2 separate regions of the Homo sapiens genome follow, and region 2 is linked to region 1. The links are chromatin loops, found by intact Hi-C in ENCODE. Cell type or tissue: heart right ventricle. All regions are shown on one strand. Links, peaks and the distances in the headings refer to the core of each region. The heading gives the core; the rest is flanking DNA. Region 1 has its middle 23 kb from the start of RASGRP1. Region 2 overlaps RASGRP1 (RAS guanyl releasing protein 1).

Region 1 (11,233 bases), core at 1,803-9,802:
GACATAATTGTCAGATACACCAAAGTTGAAATGAAGGAAAAAATGTTAAGGGCAGCCAGAGAGAAAGGCCGGGTTACCCACAAAGGGAAACCCATCAGACTAATAGTGGATTTCTCGGCGGAAACTCTACAAGCCAGTAGAGAGTGGGGGCCAATATTCAACATTCTTGAAGAAAAGAATTTTCAACCCAGAATTTCATATCCAGACAAACTAAACTTCATAAGTGAAGGAGAAATAAAATCCTTTACAGACAAGCAAATGCTGAGAGATTTTGTCACCACTAGGCCTGCTTTACAAGAGCTCCTGAAGGAAGCACTAAACATGGAAAGGAAAAACCGGTACCAGCCACTGCAAAAACATGCCAAATTGTAAAGACCATCAATGCTAGGAAGAAACCGCATCAACTAACCAGCAAAATAACCAACTAACATCATGATGACAGGATCAAATTCACACATAACAATATTAACCTTAAATATAAATGGGCTAAATGCTCCAATTAAAAGACACAGACTGGCAAATTGGATAAAGAGTCGAGACCCATCAGTGTGCTGTATTCAGGAGACCCATCTCACATGCAGAGACACACATAAGCTCAAAATAAAGGGATGGAGGAAGATCTACCAACAAATGGAAAACAAAAAAAAAAGCAGGGGTTGCAATCCTAGTCTCTGATAAAACAGACTTTAAACCAACAAAGATCAAAAGAGACAAAGAAGGCCATTACATAATGGTAAAGGGATCAATTCAGCAAGAAGAGCTAACTATCTTAAATATATATGCACCCAATACAGGAGCACCCAGATTCATAAAGCAAGTTCTTAGAGACCTACAAAGAGACTTAGACTCCCACACAATAATAATGGGAGGCTTCAACACCCCACTGTCAACATTAGACAGATCAACGAGATAGAAAGTTAATAAGGATAGCCAGGAATTGAACTCAGCTCTGCACCAAGTGGACCTAATAGACATCTACAGAACTCTCCACCCCAAATCAACAGAATATACATTCTTCTCAGCACCACATCACACTTATGCCAAAACTGACCACATAGTTGTAGGTAAAGCACTCCTCAGCAAATGTAAAAGAACAGAAATTATAACAAACTGTCTCTCAGACCACAGTGCAATCAAATTAGAACTCAGGATTAAGAAACTCACTCAAAACCGTTCAACTACATGGAAACTGAACAACCTGCTTCTGAATGACTACTGGGTACATAACAAAATGAAGGCAGAAATAAAGATGTTCTTTAAAACCAATGAGAACAAAGACACAACATACCAGAATCTATGGGACACATTTAAAGCAGTGTGTAGCCGGAAATTTATAGCACTAAATGCCCACAAGAGAAAGGAGGAAAGATCTAAAATTGACACCCTAACATCACAATTAAAAGAACTAGAGAAGCAAGAGCAAACAAATTCAAAAGCTAGCAGAAGGCAAGAAATAATTAAGATCAGAGCAGAACTGAAGGAGATAGAGACACAAAAAGCCCTTCAAAAAATCAATGAATCCAGGAGCTGGTTGTCTGAAAAGATCAATAAAATTGATAGACCATTAACAAGATTAATAAAGAAGAAAAGAGAAGAATCAAATAGACACAATAAAAAATGGTAAAAGGGATATCACCACTGATCCCACAGAAATACAAACTACCGTCAGAGAATACTATAAACACCTCTATACAAATAAACTGGAAAATGTAGAAGAAATGGATAAATTCCTGGACACATACACCCTCCCGAGACTAAACCAGGAAGAAGTTGAATCCCTGAATAGACTAATAACAGGCTCTGAAATTGAGGCAATAATTAATAGTCTACCAACCAAAAAAAGTCCAGGACCAGATGGATTCACAGCCAAATTCTATCAGAGGTACCATTCTAAAGAGGAGCTGGTACCATTCCTTCTGAAACTATTCCAATCAATAGAAGAAGAAGGAATCCTCACTAACTCATTTTATGAGGCCAGCATCATCCTGATACCAAAGCCTGGCAGAGACACAAAAAATAAGAATTTTAGACCAATATCCCTGATGAACATCAATGCAAAAATCCTCAATAAAATACTGGCAAACCGAATCCAGCAGCACATCAAAAAGCTTGTCCACCATGATGAAGTTGGCTTCATCCCTGGGATGCAAGGCTGGTTCAACATACGCAAATCAATAAATGTAATCCATCATATAAACAGAACCAAAGACAAAAAACACATGATTATCTCAATAGATGAAGAAAAGGCCTTCGACAAAATTCAACAGCTCTTCATGCTAAAAACTCTCAATAAACTGGATATTGATGGAATGTATCTCAAAATAATAAGAGCTATTTATGACAAACCCACAGCCAATACCATACTGAATGGGCAAAAACTGGAAGCATTCCCTTTGAAAACTGGCACAAGACAGGGATGCCATCTCTCACCACTCCTATTCAGCATAGTATTGGAAGTTCTGGCCAGGGCAATCAGGCAGGAAAAAGAAATAAAGGGTATTCAATTAGGAAAAGAAGAAGTCAAATTGTCCCTGTTTGCAGATAACATGATTGTATATTTAGAAAACCCCATCGTCTCAGCCCAAAATCTCCTTAAGCTGATAAGCAATTTCAGCAAAGTCTCAGGATACAAAATCAATGTGGAAAAATAACAAGCATTCCTATACACCAATAACAGACAAACAGAGATCCAAATCATGAGTGAACTCCCATTCACAATTGCTTCAAAGAGAATAAAATACCTAGGAATCCAACTTACAAGGGATGTGAAGGACTTCTTCAAGCAGAACTACAAACCACTGCTCAATGAGATAAAAGAGGACACAAACAAATGGAAGGACATTCCATGCTCATGGATAGGAAGAATCAATGTCGTGAAAATGGCCATACTGCCCAAGGTAATTTATAGATTCAATGGCATCCCCATCAAGCTACCAATGACTTTCTTCACAGAATTGGAAAAAACTACTTTAAAGTTCATATGGAACCAAAAAATTGCTTGCATTGCCAAGACAGTCCTAAGCTAAAAGAACAAAGCTGGAGGCATCACGCTACCTGACTTCAAACTATACTACAAGGCTACAGTAATCAAAACAGCATGGTACTGGTACCAAAACAGAGATATAGACCAAGGGAACAGAACAGAGTCCTCAGGAATAATACCACACATCTACAACCATCCGATCTTTCACAAACCTGACAAAAACAAGAAATGGGGAAAGGATTCCCTGTTTAATAAATGGTGCTGGGAAAACTGGCTAGCCATAGGTAGAAAGCTGAAACTGGATCCCTTCCTTACACCTTATACAAAAATGAATTCAAGATGGATTAAAGACTTAAATGTTAGACCTAAAACCATAAAAACCCTAGAAGAAAACCTAGGCAATACCATTCAGGACATAGGCATGGGCAAGGACTTCATGTCTAAAACACCAAAAGCAATGGCAACAAAAGCCAAAATTGACAAATGGGATCTAATTAAACTAAAGAGCTTCTGCACAGTAAAAGAAACTACCATCAGAATGAACAGGCAACCTACAGAATGGGAGAAAATTTTTACAATCTACCCATCTGACCAAGGGCTAATATCCAGAATCTACAAAGAACTTAAACAAATTTACAAGAAAAAATCGAACAACCCCATCAAAAAGTAGGCAAAGGATATGAACAGACACTTCTCAAAAGAAGATATTTATGCAACCAACAGACACATGAAAAAATGCTCCTCATCATTGGCCATCAGAGAAATGCAAATTAAAACCTCAGTGAGATATCATCTCACACCAGTTAGAATGGCGATCATTAAAAAGTCAGGAAGCAACAGGTGCTGGAGAGGATGTGGGGAAATAGGAACACTTTTACACTATTGTTTGGGACTGTAAACTGGTTCAACCATTGTGGAAGACAGTGTGGCAATTCCTCAAGGATCTAGAACTAGAAATACCATTTGACCCAGCAATCCCATTACTGGGTATATACCCAAAGGATTATAAATCATGCTGCTATAAAGACACATTCACACGTATGTTTATTGTGGCACTATTCACAATAGCAAAGACTTGGAACCAACCGAAATGTCCATCAATGATAGACTGGATGAAGGAAATGTGGCACATATACACCATGGAATACTATGCAGCCATAAGACAGGATGAGTTCATGTCCTTTGTAGGGACATGGATGAAGCTGGAAACCATCATTCTGGGCAAACTATCTCAAGGACAGAAAACAAAACTCCGCATGTTCTCACTCATAGGTGGGAATTGAACAATGAGAACACTTGGACACAGGGTGGGGAACATCACACACTGGGGCCTGTTATGGGGTGGGAGGAGGGGGGAGTGATAGCATTAGGAGATATACCTAATGTAAATGACGAGTTAATGGGTGCAGCACACCGACATGGCACATGTATACATATGAAACAAACCTGCACATTGTGCACATGTACCCTAGAACTTAAAGTATATTAAAAAAAGTAAGAATACATTTCACTTTATCCTCACAAACAAACTTTGTGATGAATTACCATTGTTATTTGTTCTTGCTTTATAGATGAGGAACTTAAGGCTTAGAAAGGTTAAGTAACTCATCCAAGAACACACCCGTGAGCTAGGTTTCAAGTCAGTGTGATGCTGGAGCTCAAGCTTATCACCACTTTGCTACACTGCCTACCCATAATATAACATAATAGATTTTGTACCCTAAACAGTTCAGCTAGCTGGTTATTACCCATTATGAGGAGCTGGGTGAGGTAAAGATGGTAAATAACCAACTCTAACTATATTGTTGATGCTCTAAGGAAGTGCTAACCTTTTAGCTGTCCTATCAACTACAAGTTACAAACCTGAGCGTCATGGGGTCAGAATTTTGGTCTAGTGACAAGCTGCTCCTTGGCCCACCTCAAGTGAGAATTGTCCTAAAGTGACTTAGCCATTGGTTGGGGAAAGAGAAGTCACTGACTTAAAACTTCTGGCCTTACCCTAAGTTTTCAGTTTCAAGTTATTTGAAAAGTGAAAGTACAAATGTTGCCAATGTGCTATTAAATATGTTGGTGGAGGCCACGTTCCCCTATGATACCAGTTCTCACGTGCCAGGTACCATACTTTGTGTGTGTGTGCGTGTTTATATATGCGAGTGTTTTGGGACGGAAGTGTGGTTCTTGCTACAATCTCTTCTCCATGATTCCTTTTCTGAGGGCTTTGGGCCTTCCCTTTAAGAAATGGGGAATTATAAAATCAAGTGATTCAATCATGATTCCTTAGGTCTTTCTAACTACAAACCCAGAAGTTTTATTTATTAATTTGTTTTTGTAACAAGACTCTTAGCTTTTTATTTTACCTTTTATTCTCATGACTGAACTATTAATGGAACTGTGCTCCAGTCTCAAAATCTACTTTCAACAGCTGTGAATATTTTTCTGCAATGCAGACATAAATTCAGACATTTGCTCAGACCTGGTTAAATTAGGGAAAATTAAGACTGATATGGTCTTTTCTCTTTTGGGGATTATTTTGCCCAGTCCCTCAAGCTCCCACCCTACACCATCCTGTCCTGGAATACTCCAGACACCCAGTGTTCTCAGTATCTTTCTACCTTGTTGTTCTACCCAGCCTGCTTGCAGCTTCTGCTACAGATCTGAGCACTGAAATGAAGGATCCCTCAATTTGCCTTGCTCTCAGCAAAGGGGAAATCATATGCTAGGAAGTTCTCTGGCTCAGTGGTGCCACTTTTCTCCCTGGTCTCCAGCCCCTTTGAAAGACTCACAAGTGACACGAACTTGTATTCGTTGCTATTCCACTAGTGTCTGAATTTTCCTTTTATTCTTCCAGAACATTGGAGTACCACTTTTCATTTTATCTTCATTTAATGTGGATGCCTGGCACCTCTGCCATCCTAAGAGTACATACGAAATCCTGTCCTTACAAACACAGGCGTATACAAAAGAAGGGGTGTATGGTAAACTATCCAAGGATGCCTGTAAAACAGACTGGGCTAGAGATGAAATACAAGGAAACGCAGGCAAGCGGGATGACTTACCTAGTTTCTAGCTCTGCTAAAGCAGGAAAGGTCCAGCTTCCTGAAAAATCGTTTAACTCTGTCCACCCTGCCCTCCACCCACCGGCCCCCCTGACTTCTTCCTTTAGTGAAGGATTCTTTTCTCTGCTAAAAGCTGTATTTTTGCCCTATTGACTTGGAGGCAGCGAGTGATGAGTTGTATGAGATGGACAACTTAATATTTTGTTTGCCGTAACTTTAGTAAAGTTTAGCAGATATCCCAAACCTAGGATAGGTTTCTGAGAATCAGGGGTGGCTTTTGAATCACAATCTCAAGGCCCAACGTTTTTGGCAGATGCAGCTCTTTCTGAACAGTAAGTCATTGTTGAGTGACATGAATAGGACGAGAGCTACAGAAAATGAAGGTTTCAAAAGATTGTCTAAAACAAAAGTCCTTTCAGTCCCTTGTATTCAGAGTTTCACCCCTCACTGAACCAAAGTTGCTCATTTTGCAGGGAGAATGCACATGAAACTGTTCTGTCTGGAATCCAGGCAGTATTGCACTTTGATTGGCAGGTCAGCCACCATCTGAAGGTACTTAGTGCTCATTACTCATCAGTCCATCCAGAAGGGTAAGAAAGAAGTAACCCTTTCCTGCCGTTTGCACTTATTCTCACCTTGTCTTTCCTGAGGAGTATGGCTGTAGTTACAGATACATATCTAACAGAAAGCAGTCATATCATTCCAACAGGGAACAGAACTCAGGGAAATGGTTGCCAGTGTACCAGATTCCTTCTTTCATTTTCTTTCTTTTTACTCCTTTTGAAAGCTGTTGAGGTCTAGTTGTTTCTTAAGGAGGTTTAACTCAGATCTCAGCACTGATCTGGAGGCCAGGCAGGGTCTTATCAACTCTGGCACTGAAGTTAACCCCGTCCTGGGTGCAGCTGGGAAGGCTTAGCTCTCTGAGACCACCGAGGAACCCAAAGACATCTAAAGATGAACTGGGTACCTGCAGGAGGCGAGGGGCCTGAGAGACCCCTGGAAACATACTAGCATGAGCCTTTATAACTGACTGTCTGGAACAACACAGTTCCAGGCTTTCAGGGCCAAGGGGTGAGAAATCCCAAATCTTCCTACATTTTTCCTGATACTTTAGTAGACAGGTGCCTAATTTTTCTTAATTCACAGAGGACTTTCCCTTCCTGTTCATTGTTCATTACTCACAAGAGTCCTCCCCAAGGCACGGAGATAAGTGCTGCAGGGTGAGTCACTAACAAATTGAGAGTTGCATCACGTCTCCAAACTCCAGCTTGGCCTTCTGACCAAAAGAGTATCTAGTTTTTCTTGAAAAGATTACATCACAGGTGGTAAAGCATTTGTCTTTGCCTTTCTTCATCCCTTTTCTGTTTCCTGGTTCCTAGCAGGTATTATGTGAAAAGTCCGACTGGCCTTCCCAGAACTGATTCACATTATACAGTTTGATTTTTGCATGATCCCTCCGTGCTGAGTTATTTTGTTTCATTAAAAAGGGCAAAAGGCCACGTACTTTTAAAAAAACATGGTTACCGGCTGGGCACGGTGGCTCACGCCTGTAATCCCAGCATTTTGGGAGGCCGAGACGGGCAGATCACCTGAGGTCATAAGTTCAAGACCAGCCTGGCTAACATGGTGAAACCCTGTTTCTACTAAAAATACAAAAAATTAGCCAGGTGTGGTGGTGCACACCTGTAATCCCAGCTACTCAGGAGGCTGAGGCAGGAGAATCTCTTGAACCCGGGAGGTGGGGGTTGCAGTGAGCCGAGATCATGCCATTGCACTCCAGCTTGTGCAACAAGAGTGAAAGTCTGTCTCAAAAAAAAAAAAAAAAAAAAAGGTTACCAACATTTTCTATATCCTGGAAGTTATCCCCACTGCAACCCTTGTTCTGTGCTGCACCTGGTCTGGTGGTTTAGGGAGGCAAATGCCAGCTTGATCCCTAAGAATTTCAGTGTTGGCCTTGGATATCTCACCTTTGTTTTTTAATCTGAGACTTGGAAATATGAACCGAAAATATACTTATATTTTTACTATGAATATAAATGTCAAATATCTTCTGAATTTAATAGCTTGTTTTGTCAAGAAAACAAAATCATAAGAATGTTGATCATAAATATAGCGGATTTCTGGAGGGGCTGGCTGATCTCAGAGGTCTACTGCCTCTCTCCTTCCATCTTCTCTGAAGCTGCCTCAGCCAGGACACCCCTAAACTAGTTCCAAAAAGGGTATGGCCTGGAAAGGGATCAGGGTCCATCTTTGCTTAATTTTGACTGAGCTCTATGCTCTTCAATTAGATAAGTGACACAGTAAAATGTCACTAATCCACACTCAGTAGTTTTAGAGATTAGTAATTCCAGAGGTATGAGATGAAGCTTCTGTTTTTTAAATATATGTATGAAGAAAGGGTTTATTAAGCCTAAGCATATGATTGTGGGAGCAAATTGTTAACCTGCTAAGAAGAAGACTACCTTTGAAGATTCACATAACTTTTAAAATGCTGGGGCTGGGTACTAATTACAGATAAGTTTAGCAAAGTAGATGGGTAGCATTCTAAAAGAATCTTCAATTAATGTATGTCCTGTGAAGTTGAGAAATAAGAATACCAATACAAAATTCTGTATCCTTAAAGATATTCTATAAGTCAGACTTTAAAAACAAACAAACAAACAAAAATACCTGGCACTGGGCTTCTTTATACCAATTGGCCCAAACTTGAGAAATTTAACTAGATATCATAAGATTGTGAGGCTTGGGGTGACTGATTGGACCACAACTTTTTGAGTGCAATCTAAGAACCATTGGGATTTAGGTGTGTTGTTCTCATGTGTGGGTCTGTTTATGAGCATGTGTTTTTATGTGTTCGTAAGTGTGTGCATGTGTGCAGGTGTATGCGCTATGATATGAAGGAAGATGTTTTTCAGACCCCCAAATTCCAGCAACCAGTTTGAAGACCACACAGAGGAAGGAGATCAGTGTGAGAATACAGCTTCTTCATCTTCCCATCCCATGACTTCCCCCTGCACTCTTCAAATAATCAATGATCTCCACACTTTGGCCCACTCCAAAACCCTAACCCTGAATTCCTCAGGGAGATGGATTTGAGGTTTCTTCTCATCTCCTTGTAAACTAAAAATAAAATTCGAAGCCCCCCAACCATCTGGATGGACCCCTCCACTCGGCCACTGGAGTTCTGAAATTAACCTGAAAAACCAGTTCCCGCTGTGATGGGAAGGGGAAGCTGGACATGTCTCATTCTACCCTCCTCCCTTTTGGAATGATGAATAGAGCAGACTTTAAGTCTGATAAGAAACATTGACGATCTATTCTCTCTGCAGTCTGCTACCTGGAGGTTTCCTCTGAATAATGGGAACCATGGTCTCCACAACCCCTTATCTTAACCTGGACATTCCCTTCTATTGATTCTAGGTATTTAGACAATAACTTAACACTTTCAACCAAATGCCAATTAGAAAATCTTTGAATCCACCTCTGACTTGGAAGTTGCCCCCCAACTTCTGGTTGTCCTGCCTTTCCGGGCCAAACCAACGTACATCTTACATGTATTGATTGACGTCTTATGTCTCCCTAAAATGTATAAAGCCAAGTTGTAGTCTGACTACACTGGACACATGTTCTCAGGATCTTCTGAGGGCTGTGTCACCGGCCATTGGTCACCCATATTTGGCTCAGAATAAATCTCTTCATATATTTTACAGAGTTTGACTCTTTTTGTCAACATCCTTATTTGGTGACCCTAAGATTAAATCTCTTTCTCTGCTGTGACCTAGTGTCTCGGCATATTGACTTGCCACATGCATCAGGCAATGAACCTTCTACTGTTACAGAAGGCAGAGAAAGTGGAAGCAGAAAGCAGAATGAAAGGTTCCGGGGTGTCTATTCCAATTCTTGGTGACAAACTGGACTTGACACCTGCTGGATAGGGGTTGATGGCCAGAAATGGATGGAACCATTTAAGAAAGACTGTGCAGCTCTGAGTATGAGCATGGCTGTTTTAAGATCAAGAAAAAATGTGGCTCACAGTTATCTGTTTTTGTCAAAACCCCAGCAGAATTCTGATGTACTAGGAATGGAAGCACTGGGGCATCCAGACGTGGCAGCGTAGCATGGATGTCTTGCTGTGGCAGTGAAGAGGTCATGCAGGAGAGAAAGAATGGGTGATGCCATAGGGCAATGGCAGACCATTATCAGCACAGTGATGTCCCTTTAGAGACTGCCAGACTGCCAGGACACAATGATGTCCCTTTAGAGACTGTTCTATGACACAGATGGAGATGTTAGAGGCAAAACAAATACACCTGCATGTGTCTGTGTTCCTGTGTTCCACTTAGCAATATATTATGAACATTTTTTCCATACAAGTACTTTTCATCTGTAATATAGGAGACCTCCCAGTTTTCCATGTTTGGGGATGTAAGATTTATTCAGGCGGGTGGATCACGAGGTCAGATTGAGACCATCCTGGCTAACCCAGTGAAGCCCCGTCTCTACTAAAAATACAAAAAAATTAGCCGGGAAAGGTGGCGGGCGCCTGTAGTCCCAGCTACTTGGGAGGCTGAGGCAGGAGAATGGCGTGAACCTGGGAGGCAGAGCTTGCAGTGAGCCAAGATCGCGCCATTGCACTCCAGCCTGGGCGATAGAGTGAGACTCCATCTCAAAAAAAAAAAAAAAAAAAAAAAAAAGATTTATTCAACTACTCCTCTTTCTTGCTGGTGCTTCCATTATTTTTTTCTCTACTGTAAAGCATTGTGTGATGAACATTCTTGAAACATTCACAAATCCATAATTATTTTCTTAGGACTAACTTACCTGAAAGTGGAATTGTTGGATCTAAAGAGGACAGGAATTATTCTGAGGCTTTTGAAGTGTAAAGGACAGTTTCCTTATATGTAAAATGAAAGGGTAAGATTAAAGTGGGTAGCTTTCAAGACTTTTTTTTCCCCTTTTTGTCAGTAGACTCTTCTAGCAGAAACTTCTGCAGAAACCCAGGAAATAAATGGATCAGAGGTGAACACACTCTGGTGGAGTGGGGCTGGGCCCGTTTTCTTCTGCCTTCCCTCCCTTTCTGCTGCCAGGGGCTCTAAGGGACATCCAGGTCTCAGAGGCACATAGTTTGCAAATCACAGGGCAAGGTGACCTTACATTCTTTTCCACCTGTGTTTGCTATCAGTCACTTTTACTG
Region 2 (11,233 bases), core at 1,056-9,055, 52 kb before region 1:
AAGCATTATTGTAATTAGCATAGCAGCTATCATTTATTGAAGCCCTACTAAATACCAGGAGCTGTGCTAAACACTTTAACCATGTTCTAACTCTCAACAACAAGCATTGTTCACAACTCACAGCTGAGGAAATCAAAGCATAGAGAGATTAGGTAATTTGTTCTAGGTCAAAGGGACAATGGGTGGAGGAGCTGGGACCTGGCCCAAGGTCTGTCTGATTCCAGAGCCCCTTCTCTTTCCACTATACCTGGCTGCATGCTGAATCACCATTCGTCAGGATAAGGAATTCAAGAATAAAGTGGGAGCTGAGCTTTACGAACTCTTCCAGTCCTTATGGCTACAAGTCTAAGAAATCTCACTAAGGTCACAGCCACTGCACATTTCGTGAAATAGCTTTTGTACTCTGGTGATTTCTGAAAAACTCTTGTGAACTTTGGTTGATGGATACTAATCTTAAAAATTGCCTTTAAGAACTCAGGGTTCTGTGCTTAAGATTCACAATCATATTCACACTTCACCTTTACCTTGCACTGCTTTTCCACAGTTTCAGTGACGTTCCCAAAGTACGGCTTGTTAATCCTCACATGGTCTCTGTGGGAGTGAGTGCTGGCAAATGGTAAGGCTGGCAGAGGATGACTCACTCAGCCAAGGGAGGCAGAGATGTGGTTAGGGAAAGAGCAGACAGAAACACTCTCTCTCTACACCCAGTCCAGAACTCCGAGGTAACTCCTCTCCAGTCCTGGTTCTACTTTTCAACGAGAGAATGGTTCAGTGTAGTCACTTGCCCTCATTCCCACCACCAGCTCTCCCACACATAAGCTCCAGCTCTATACAACCTCATCAGGGATATGTCCCTTCCTGCCCTCATTCCGTACAGCATGCTCTTCTTCCTTTTTGAACAACCTCATCGGGGATACGTCCCTTCCTGCCCTCATTCTGTACAGCATGCTCTTCTTCCTTTTTGAGAGGAAGAGCCTCCCTTTGAAAGACGAGATTTTCAAAGTGGGTGGTCAAGGAAGATCTACCTTCCAGGCTGCTAGATTTTATTTTCATATTTTGAGATAATTGCTGCAAGCTGATTTAAATATTTCAAAGAATAATTCCATTTTGTTTTCATCTTTAGGCTTTTTAAAATGCAGGGTGTCATACTAAAAATTCTAATAAGTAAAATGTGCAACGCATAATAAAATGTGCGTATTTTTTCATTACCATCTGCTTCTCCTTACACTTACAGGAAAAGACTTCTTTAAAGGGTTGAAGCCTCAGTGGGGTACACAATGTTGATCTTACATACTCTGCCATTTGACTAGGGGAGTAATGTAAGCTGCTAGAGAAGCATATTAATTAAAGACTCACTCAACCTGCAGACCACTTGCTCAAGAAAACAGAAAAACTAAGCGGATTCTGGAGAGTCATCTGTCTCTGGGCCAACAGCCTATTTTCCACCGTTAGACTCAGTGCTGGCATCCCATAGTTTATGAGATCACAATCAGGGTGGAAAAGGCTAGCCATCTTCTACCTCTTCTTTCTATCCAAATGCATTATTCCCTCCTAAAACCATCACAGGTAAGTGGTTGTCTGGCCTCTACTTGGACCCCTCCAATGACAGGATATGGCTTCCTAACTATTCTATATAGCAACTGTTCATTCTACTTCAAGTAGAAATAATTTTTGACACCACTAACCAACATTGATAATGAATCTACCCTATGGAAAGCACTGTCCTAGGTACTAAAGGAGATCTGAAGAACCATATGAAAACTGCTGTTATTGCCTGAAATAAGCTCCTTGCCTCTGAGAGAGAAGACCTGCTCCCTGATGATCAGAGTCTCGTGAGAGAAAACTGGCAAAGGGTGGTGATGCAGACCCTGCTCCTTGCTGATAAGAGGTGGGGGCCAGCTTTCCTACAGTGAAGGCTTGTCTGGGGGATGAGATGGAAATGCCTTGCTGCAAGATGAACATGAAACATGAAAACAAACGTCCAGCACCAGGCAGCAACTCCGGAACAGTCACTTCTTCTCCTTTGTTTTGGTTTCCAAGGAAATCTCTTGATGTGTGAAGGTATTTTGAGTGTACCAGAGACAGATCAGCATATGAAGGATAGGCAAGCTGTCAGCATTGAGGGCCTAACATGAAATAACAGGTGTGCCACAACCAGAGGCCAGAGGGTGGTAATGGGAAAGCTAGGATCAGAAAACCTAGGGGCAAGGTTAGAGCAGAGCCTGTGGTAAGGCTGAGGTTGATAATGGAGGTCAGTATCTCCAGAAACATGGTTAGGCTGGGTCTAGGTTGAACCTGGTAGGTATACACACAGAATTCTAAATAAATAACTATGTGATAAATATTCCAAAGAAGTAAAACCTATTTGTCAGCAAGATTATTACATTCATTAAATCCTGTTTGGAGACTGTATAAAAATTGGCAAGCTGAAAATAAGATCAGTAGAGTTTGTTTTCTGGTCGTTGTTTGTTTAGTTTTTTAGAGCGGACGGCAGCAACTTAGGCAGGAAGTGCATGTGAAGAAACAATGTGGTGATACAAACTTTGAACTTGTATACCGTCTATGACCTGAGCCACTTCATACATATCACCAAGGCCACTTTGGTCTCTGTTAGTCCCCAGCCCCTCAAGACTCAGGGGAGGAGAACAATCGGGAGAAAGCAAGTGATCTGCTAAGGATTAAGTCCTGCTTTTCAGGGAAAGTGAGAATCCATTATGGTTGCCACCAGCAGGATGCTTGCAAGAGTTTAATGTAAAGCTCTCCTGGGAGAGAAGTGAGAGGAACCCTGGTTTGTAGTGTTCACGTATTTGCATGGTGTAAATACTTCCACTATGGCCAGTTTCAAGCTACCAACATGAAGTCACTGAACATGCACCTAGGAAGAGATGCTTGCAGTCAGCTCTCAGGACAGGTGTGGGCCACCTCCAGCATGCACCCACAGCAGCTGCAAGCCTCCTCAAGAGGGCTGGTGCTTGCTGGGCTTCCTTTTGTATTCCTTCCTGTCTGGTTTCCTTGCTCCCCAGGTGTTCCTGAACCCATTCCACTCCTCATCTCACTCCTAATCTCATGCCCTCTGGGCCTTGCCCAATGACTGGACAGTTAATCCAGATCAACAAATTCCTCTGCAGGAGACAAGGACTTCAAGGGTGAATCCTCTCAGAGAAATCCACATTGCAACAGCAGTTTCTTGAAGTGGTTGGTGCTCTAAACCAAGAACAAAAATGTTAATATAAGGTGAGAATTTGGGAGAAGGGAAGCTCAGTTCCTTGTAAAGCTTGTCCTGTTCTTCTTTCTGGGATAACCTGGTATGTCATACCCTGGCCCACATAGGACAGCCTGCCATATAGTTAGACTAGTGTCTATTTCTTGTCATATTATGGTGTCCAGGAATTTATGGAGCTCTGAATATCTTGGTTACAATTGGCTTTTAATTATTTACTTGTAATGGCTGGGGGACACCATAACATGGACAATACACAAGCTTTAAATTAACCCTGACCTGCAATTTCAAACTTTTACAACAGGCCTTTAAGCGGAGTCTTACTAAAGCAGGAGAGGGGCTGGCCAGGCTCATCTCTTCTCTCCCACCCAACTGCTGGGGCAGTGATGACAGCTGGTGCCACAACCAAGGCCACAGACACAGAAGAGGGAAAAATCTGGTTAACCCACCCCCAGACAAAGGTGATTTGTTCTAACCAAGCCTCCCTCAACTCCTGTTGCAGAGAAGCCAACGTGGAAAAGACTTGAAGGAAAAGAACCCATGCTTCCTGCCTCTGTTCTATTGATATTCACTGTCCTGCTGGGGCCAGAGTAGTAGAGCAGGAAGGAGGAGCAGGCCTTTCAAGTTGCACAGCATCTAGGTACACAGGAACAGACCTGTACAAAATGAGCACATGCCCACACAAACCATCCCTGAAGCAAGCGAGTGGCTGAAGAACCACACTATTCTCTCTGGGTGAGAACACCTGATAATGATATGTTACGTTTTTGTGGCACTTAGGTTCAACAAACAGCTTCACTTGTGTTGAACATTTGCATTGTACAGCAGCTCAATGCAGCAGCAGAACCATGAGCTGAAATTTAAAAATGAGAAAACTGAAGCAACATGCCTCAGCCATGGTGAGTAGAGGAACCTCCACAAGAAGGGCCCTCTCACTCCCAGCCCAAGGCTCTTTCTTTGGCATGTCCTTCTCCTCGGGGCTTAGGAGGCAGGTAGGAATATACTTGGAAGAGCTCTACCATTTTGGCCATCCATGTTACATGGCTAAACCTCTCACCCACACCTCTATTCTTTCTTCCTCCCCAGGAAGCCCTACACCCCCAACAGACCCACCCAGCCCTTCTCACTGGAATTATGGTACATACTTTAAAAATGTCCTTAGAAAGCCTAATCCTTAAACCCACCACTTTTCATGACATCAACACAAGGCAGCTATTATTGGCACCATTTACTCAGAGACTCTGTGAGTCAGTGGCCAGGGGGTGAAAATTCACGTCCCCTAAGGGCCCACAGTGCCTGCGCTGGTCCATCTCTCCCTCTTCCCACAGCAGAAGCACTCTCTACTGCCTCAGCCAAACCAGACATCAACAGAAACGCTCCTCCCTGGGCCTGGCTTTCCTTCCAAAGTGTGAAGCTCTATGTAAAGAATGACCTAGATTTTTTGGATGAGCAGTTGAAGTCTATAAATGTCTAACCAAGTGCATGAATTGCCTAAAGTGAGAAAGAGCTTTTAGCTGTATTGTCTCTGCTGAGCAAGACAGCTGGCCTTCCTTGGGGATTGCAGTCTCGATCTGGACTTGTCATGTCTGAAGAATCATGAGTCTCAGAAGTCAGGAGGGAAGTTGGTCCTCTTCAGTTCTGGAAATTGGACACAAGTCTGTGGGTGGGGTTTGGGGACTGGGGCTAGGAAATAAACAGAAGAGCAGGGAAGAGGTACTGCAAGTCCCGAGCAGACCCAGTGAGCTGACTCTGGGACAACGCTATGACTTCAAACTCTAAGAGCATTTGTTGAAGTCAGTGCCGACTGAATATACCTGGTGGCTACTTCTTCTGGGTCCCATCAAACTCTCTAGGAACAATTGAATTATCTGGCTGGGTAGTTATGCTACAGTTTGATTCTTTGATGAGCTGCCATGCACGCAACCCCATGGCTCATAGACATTGACCATTCCCATGCAGCACTATAGACATGAGCCAGGCAAGGGAAGAAGGAGCAGCGGGGCCCTGTCCTAGCTTCCCAGAAGGACACAGAGAGCTGCCAGCAGCTTGCTGGGAGGAGGGCTGGCAAAGGGCCAGTGGACCCAAAGAAAAAGAAATAAACAAACTGGGAAGAAAATCTGGGTCAGGCTCTTACCTTGCTCACTGGAGCATATTTGTATCACGTCATTCTTATCTATTAAATTCTTGGCCTTTTTTGCATATTTTCAGACATGCCCAATAGGCACGAAGAAGCAACTTGGAGAACTTCCCAAATACTTACACAACAAAATAATATAAGGCCCATCTGAGAATTACTGGTTAGCCATGACCTCAGCCTTCCTCAGACAATTTTTCTCAATGAGTGACTTGGTCCCATCAGACCCACAAGCCTAGATAATAGATAACCTCATTCCAGTGCATGATGGAATTGTGGGAAACAGTGTATGCTGACATAAAATAGAAATCCACTGACCATAGTCTTATTGTAAAATATGCTTTTCACCACAGAAACTGTTCTTTAATTGCTTATAATTCTCTGCAATGAACAGTCTCGTACAAAAAAACATCACATCACCATGTAGGGTAAAAAGTAACTGAACAGAGTCTTTTGAAATCAGATAGAAATTATTCTGAAAGTTTCCTCACCCCTTCTTTGGTTGTGGTTAGGATTAGATGATGTTTGATTAAATACATAAAAATGCTTAGAAAAGTGTGAAGCACTATAACAGTGATGAATTATTCTTATTTCTCTTGCTAGATTTAAGCACTATTTTGTTTTTTTTTCCTTTGTTCTGGCTATTTTTTTTCTTTGTTTGGCTATTCCAGACTGGAACCATGATTTTTTTGTCCCTTAACTATGACCACTACTCAAGGAGTGGCTGTCCACTGTAGTTCATCACTGTGCCAGCGAGACTGGACCCCTCAAGCATGGGGTCCTCCTTGGCAGTTAGTTGGTGGCTGTGTTAGTCCATTCTTGCATTGCTATAAAGAAAATATAATTTATAAAGAAAAGAAATTTAATTGGTTCAAGGTTCTGCAGGCTGAATAAGAAACATAGCAGCATTTGCTTCTGGGAAGCCCTCAGGAAGCTTACAATCATGGTAGAGGGTGAAAAAGCAGGCACGTCACATGGTGAAAGCAGGAGCAAGAGGGAGAGGGAGGAAGTGCCACACATCTGGCTGGGTAGTTATGCTACAGTTTGATTCTTTGATGAGCTGCCATGCACGCAACCCCATGGCTCATAGACATTGACCATTCCCATGCAGCACTATAGACATGAGCCAGGCAAGGGAAGCAGGAGCAGTGGGGCCCTGTCCTAGCTTCCCAGAGGGACATATATCTCATGAGAACTCACTATCATGGGGACAGTACCAAGAGGAGGGTACTAAACCATTCATGAGAAACCTACCCCCATGATCCAGGCATCTCCCACCAGGCCCCATCTCCAACATTACATTTCAACATGAGATTTGGGCAGGAACAACATCCCAACTATATTAGTAGCCTTCCAAGCTTCCCTTCAATCCTAGGTTTTAAGCGCACTCCCCCAACGCCAGAACCCTCAAGAGTTTACAGAGGTGCTAGAGAGAAGTGAGCAGGAGGACCTGGAGAGCCACTCTGAAGTGAGAACTGCACCGGTGAGTGAGGAATCTCTTACTATTCAAAGGAAAGAAACTGGTCTCTATTCAGTAGTCAAGAGCTGAATAGGAATGTGCTTCAAGGGGCTGGGCACGGTGGCTCATGCCTGTAATCCCAGCACTTTGGGAGGCTGAGGCAGGCAGATTACCCGAGGTCAGGAGTTCAAGACCAGCCTAGCCAACATGACAAAACCTCGTCTCTACTAAAAATACAAAAATTAGCTGGGTGTGGTGGTGGGCGCCTGTAATCTCAGCTACTCAGGAGGCTGAGGCATGAGAATAGCTTGAACCTGGGAGGCGGAGGTTGCAGTGAGCCAAGATTGCACCACTGCACTCTAGCCTGGGGGATAGAGCAAGACTCTGTCTCCATAAACAAAATGAAACAAAAAAGAATGTGCTTCAGAACATCCTAAGTCATGAATTGATGTGTTGTATCACTGTCCTACAGAAATAGCCAAAATGCAACACTGAAACTAACAATGTTGTTACTTATTGGAAGATGGGGGAGACCAGGAGAAATATTTGAGATTGTTGGAAGAAATGCAGCATCTAACCAGAAGAAATGAACTACATTCAAGGTTTAGCCACCCCCGTCTTCTCTTTTTGCTAACATACTTGGAGCACTTCCTGTGTACCAGACACTGTTTCAAGACAGCCTTTACGTATATTAACCCTGTGAGACAGGTGCCATCTGACAGATGAAGAAACTGAGGCAAGGAAGTAAGGTAATTTGTCCAAGTTTACACAGCTAGTAAGTAGTAGACCTGAGATTCAAACCCAGGCTGCCTGGCTCTGGGATGGCCCTGATTGTTTCTGAGCCTCAATTTGCTCTTTGCAGAATGAGAGCTTCATAATGTCTTACGCCCACCCCTTCCAACAGAGAGATAATCCAGAGATGGCACTCAAGATAAGAAAAAAGTGTTAATATCTTTTGAGGAGAACAAGGTTCTGAACTGAGTTCACACCACGGATGTCTGGTTAACTTGTGGGTCCCAAATAGTTACGGTGCCTGACAGTTGTCACGTAGGCACATGAAACCCTCACCCTGGTGCTGAAGTACTAATAACCTCTATTTATTAGCGTTTTATGAATGACCACTCTCCTCACACGTTGCCTCATCTGAGCCTCACAACTCTGAGAGATGGGTATTATTTGCATTATTTTATAGGTGAGGAAACAGAGAGTAAGGTGGTATGACTTGCCTAAAGTCACCCATCTTATGAGTGACAGTGCTGTGACTTGAGTTCCAGTCTTCTGAGGTAAACCCTGCCCTTTCCACCAGATACCACTGCCTCTCACCCTGACAGCTGTAAAGATAAAAAGCACATAGTCTACCTGGGTATTGAGGGTTTCCAGAGCTGGCCTGCATGCTAAATGAGAATATAATAAATGCCACCATATACTGAACCATCCACCATGTGCCAGGAGTGAACTAGGCCATGTTACAGACATGCTCTCAATATTTACTACAATTCTGCATGATCGATGTTTTCTCTGTTTCACACATGAAGAAACAGAGTCAAGAGAGGTAAAAATATCTAGTCAATGTCCCACAGCTAGGAAGTAGCAAGAAGGGGCTACAAATTATCACCCTGGTTATTTTATCATTATGTTTTAAAGTTATTAATATCTACCACAGTCCTGCATTGCCGTTTTTTTTTTTGTTTTTATTTATTTATTTATTATTATTATACTTTAAGTTTTAGGGTACATGTGCACAATGTGCAGGTTAGTTACATATGTATACATGTGCCATGCTGGTGTGCCGCACCCACTAACTCGTCATCTAGCATTAGGTATATCTCCCAATGCTATCCCTCCCCGCTCCTCCCACCCCACAACAGTCCCCAGAGTGTGATGTTCCCCTTCCTGTGTCCATGTGTTCTCATTGTTCAATTCCCACCTATGAGTGAGAATATGCGGTGTTTGGTTTTTTGTTCTTGCGATAGTTTACTGAGAATGATGATTTCCAATTTCATCCATGTCCCTACAAAGGACATGAACTCATCTTTGCCGTTTGTTTTTATTTTTATTTTTTGAGACAAGGTCTCACTCTATTGCCCAGGCCGGAGTGCAGTGGTATAATCATGGCTCACTGCACACTTGACTTCCTGGGCTCAAGTAACCTTCCCACCTCAGCCTCCTAAGTATCTGGGACTATAGGCACACATCACCATGCCAGGCTAATTCTTTTTTATTATTATTATATTTTGTAGAGATGAGGTCCTGCTGTGTTGCCCAGGCTGGTCTTGAACTCCTGGGCTCAAGCGATCCTCCCACCTCGGCCGGCCAAAGTTCTGGGATTATAGGCATGAGTCACTGTGGCCATCCCTGCATTGCCTTTTAAATGGGAATCCTTCAAGAGTAAGTAAAAGGGTTGTGTCTATTTTCTGTCTGTTCCCTACAGTCTCTAGTTCTCTGCTGTACACACTACACTGGGGCCATTTCCTTCATTTAAATCAAAGCATATAAGAACAAACATTAACATTGACTGGCAACTAATGATAAACACAAAACAGTAACTGGGCACTGAATATGAGGAAAGAGTGAAATGCATTTGGAAGAGAAAAGTGGCTAAGGATTTGTATCCCCAGGATCTGCAGACCTGAGGGCATGTGGGAAGGCGATGGTGAGGAAATTAAGACAGTTTTTAAGGAAGTAAAAGGGTAAAAAGAGGAGGCAAGAAACTATAAAGACAAAGCAGTGACTAAGATTTAGACTGTCCCTTTAATCTATGTTAATGTCTCTGGCATTTAACTCCATTTACAGATCTAGGCAGAGCAGCTCCTTGCCATATGGTGACAATCAGATGAGTCTGAGATGCCCAGATATCTTTAAGGATCCTGAATTTTAAGGTCATTGTGCAATAGAACAAGGTGTCCTCAAATAAGGAAAACTTAGGTTAAAATTCAAAAAGCCTTTTTAGGTTTTTGTTTTATTTAGCTTTTCCAAAATATATGTACTGAAACATTGATATTTTTCAGGCCTAAAAAGGGGCCATCCTTGAAGGAGCTGATATTCTGAGTTTCCTTAGGACCTAACAGGCTGATTCCAGGATTTCTCAGATTTGCAGTGTCCTGCTCAATTACTCAACAACTCCTTGGTTTGCTCCTGGGAGACTGCTCTGAGCAGAGCAGAGCAGACCATGAGACCATGTTGAGGGCTGGGCAACCAACCCCACACACGGGCACTAGAAATACCACCAGGCAACCCTGACTTACATTTGTATAGCACTTTGTACTTTACAGAGTACTTTCACATGCATTATCTCATTTGACCATCACAACAACCTTTTGAGGTGGGTAGGGACTGTATCCACTTTACCGACAATAAAAGCATAAAGACAGGGCTAATCCCCAGCCTGGCCAGCGGGCGTCTAAATGAAGGGACATGTGCCATGCTGGTTAAATATTTTGAAGGCCAGGTGTGGTGACGTGTAATCACAGCACTTGGGGAGTCTGGGGCGGGAGGATCACCTGAGCTCAGGAGTTTGAGACCAGCCTGGGCAACGCAGCAGGACCTCATCTCTACTGAGAATAAAAAAATATTAGCTGGCATGGTGGCTCATGACTATGGTCCCAGCTATTTGGGAGGCTGAGGTAAGAGGATCATTTGAGCCAGGGAAGTGGAGGCTGCACTGAGCCGTGATTGTGCCACTGCACTCCAGACTGGGTGATAGAGCAAGACCCTGTCATTTATTCATTCATATATATATATACACACACACATAAATATTCTGAATGTCACCCCTGGATAAATCACTAACCCACGGATAATACCATCAAGTGGCAGAGCTGGCATCCTAGACTTGGCTTTTCTCATCACAAGACCAGAGTTCTTTGCTCAAAGAGCACTGTGATAGGTACTGTGGGATTGCAGATATAATAAGCACCCTGTCCCAAGCCTGAAGAAGCTACAGGCAATACTACAGTACATGGTACAGTCAGGGCCTAGAGGGAGGTAAACACGGGCAGTTCAGAGGAAGGGGAAAGTCAGATTTGACTGGAAGAAATGGCTAAAGCTTCATAAAGATGGTAGCATTTGAGATGGACCTTGAAGGAAGGGTCAGATTCTGATAGACTAAGAGGCAGGTGAGACTTTTCAAGACCTCCTGATTAGCTTACCAACAAAACTAAGGCTGGGCCTGGGGTGGCAGCTTACCCATTAGGTGCCTATAATCCCAGCACTCTGGGAGGCCGAGATGGGAGGATCACTTGAACCCAGGAGTTCAAGTCTTCAATAAGCTGATACTGTCACTGCAATCCAGCTTGGGTGACACAGAGGCAAGGCCCTGTCTCAAACAAACAACACACTAAACTAAAAAATAACAACAAAAGCAGAACAAAAACTGGTCTGACTGAAGTGGTGTTTACAACTAATTGATCACAACCAGTTA

What was found. A loop is a pair of places that touch in the nucleus more often than their neighbours do. Peaks named below come from ENCODE experiments on the same cell type or tissue, not always from the same donor. Only the 100,000 strongest peaks of a DNase experiment are listed, where the experiment ranks them.
Region 2: it touches region 1 in a loop (7-fold over the local background); 3 of 110 quality-filtered maps call a loop at or near these places.

Annotation. Positions count from the first base shown.
Region 1 is chr15:38,582,392-38,593,624 of GRCh38, forward strand. No RefSeq gene overlaps it. Among named protein-coding and RNA genes, the nearest start is that of RASGRP1, 23 kb to the left of the region's middle. RefSeq lists an enhancer at 10,929-11,233. In heart right ventricle, for the core only: no CTCF peak of the experiment used is centred there; no DNase peak of the experiment used is centred there.
Region 2 is chr15:38,531,060-38,542,292 of GRCh38, forward strand. The region is part of intron 2 of RASGRP1 (RAS guanyl releasing protein 1); the gene reads right to left. Among named protein-coding and RNA genes, the nearest start is that of RASGRP1, 28 kb to the right of the region's middle. In heart right ventricle, for the core only: no CTCF peak of the experiment used is centred there; a DNase peak (open chromatin) is centred at 5,282; H3K27ac peaks cover 1,292 bases.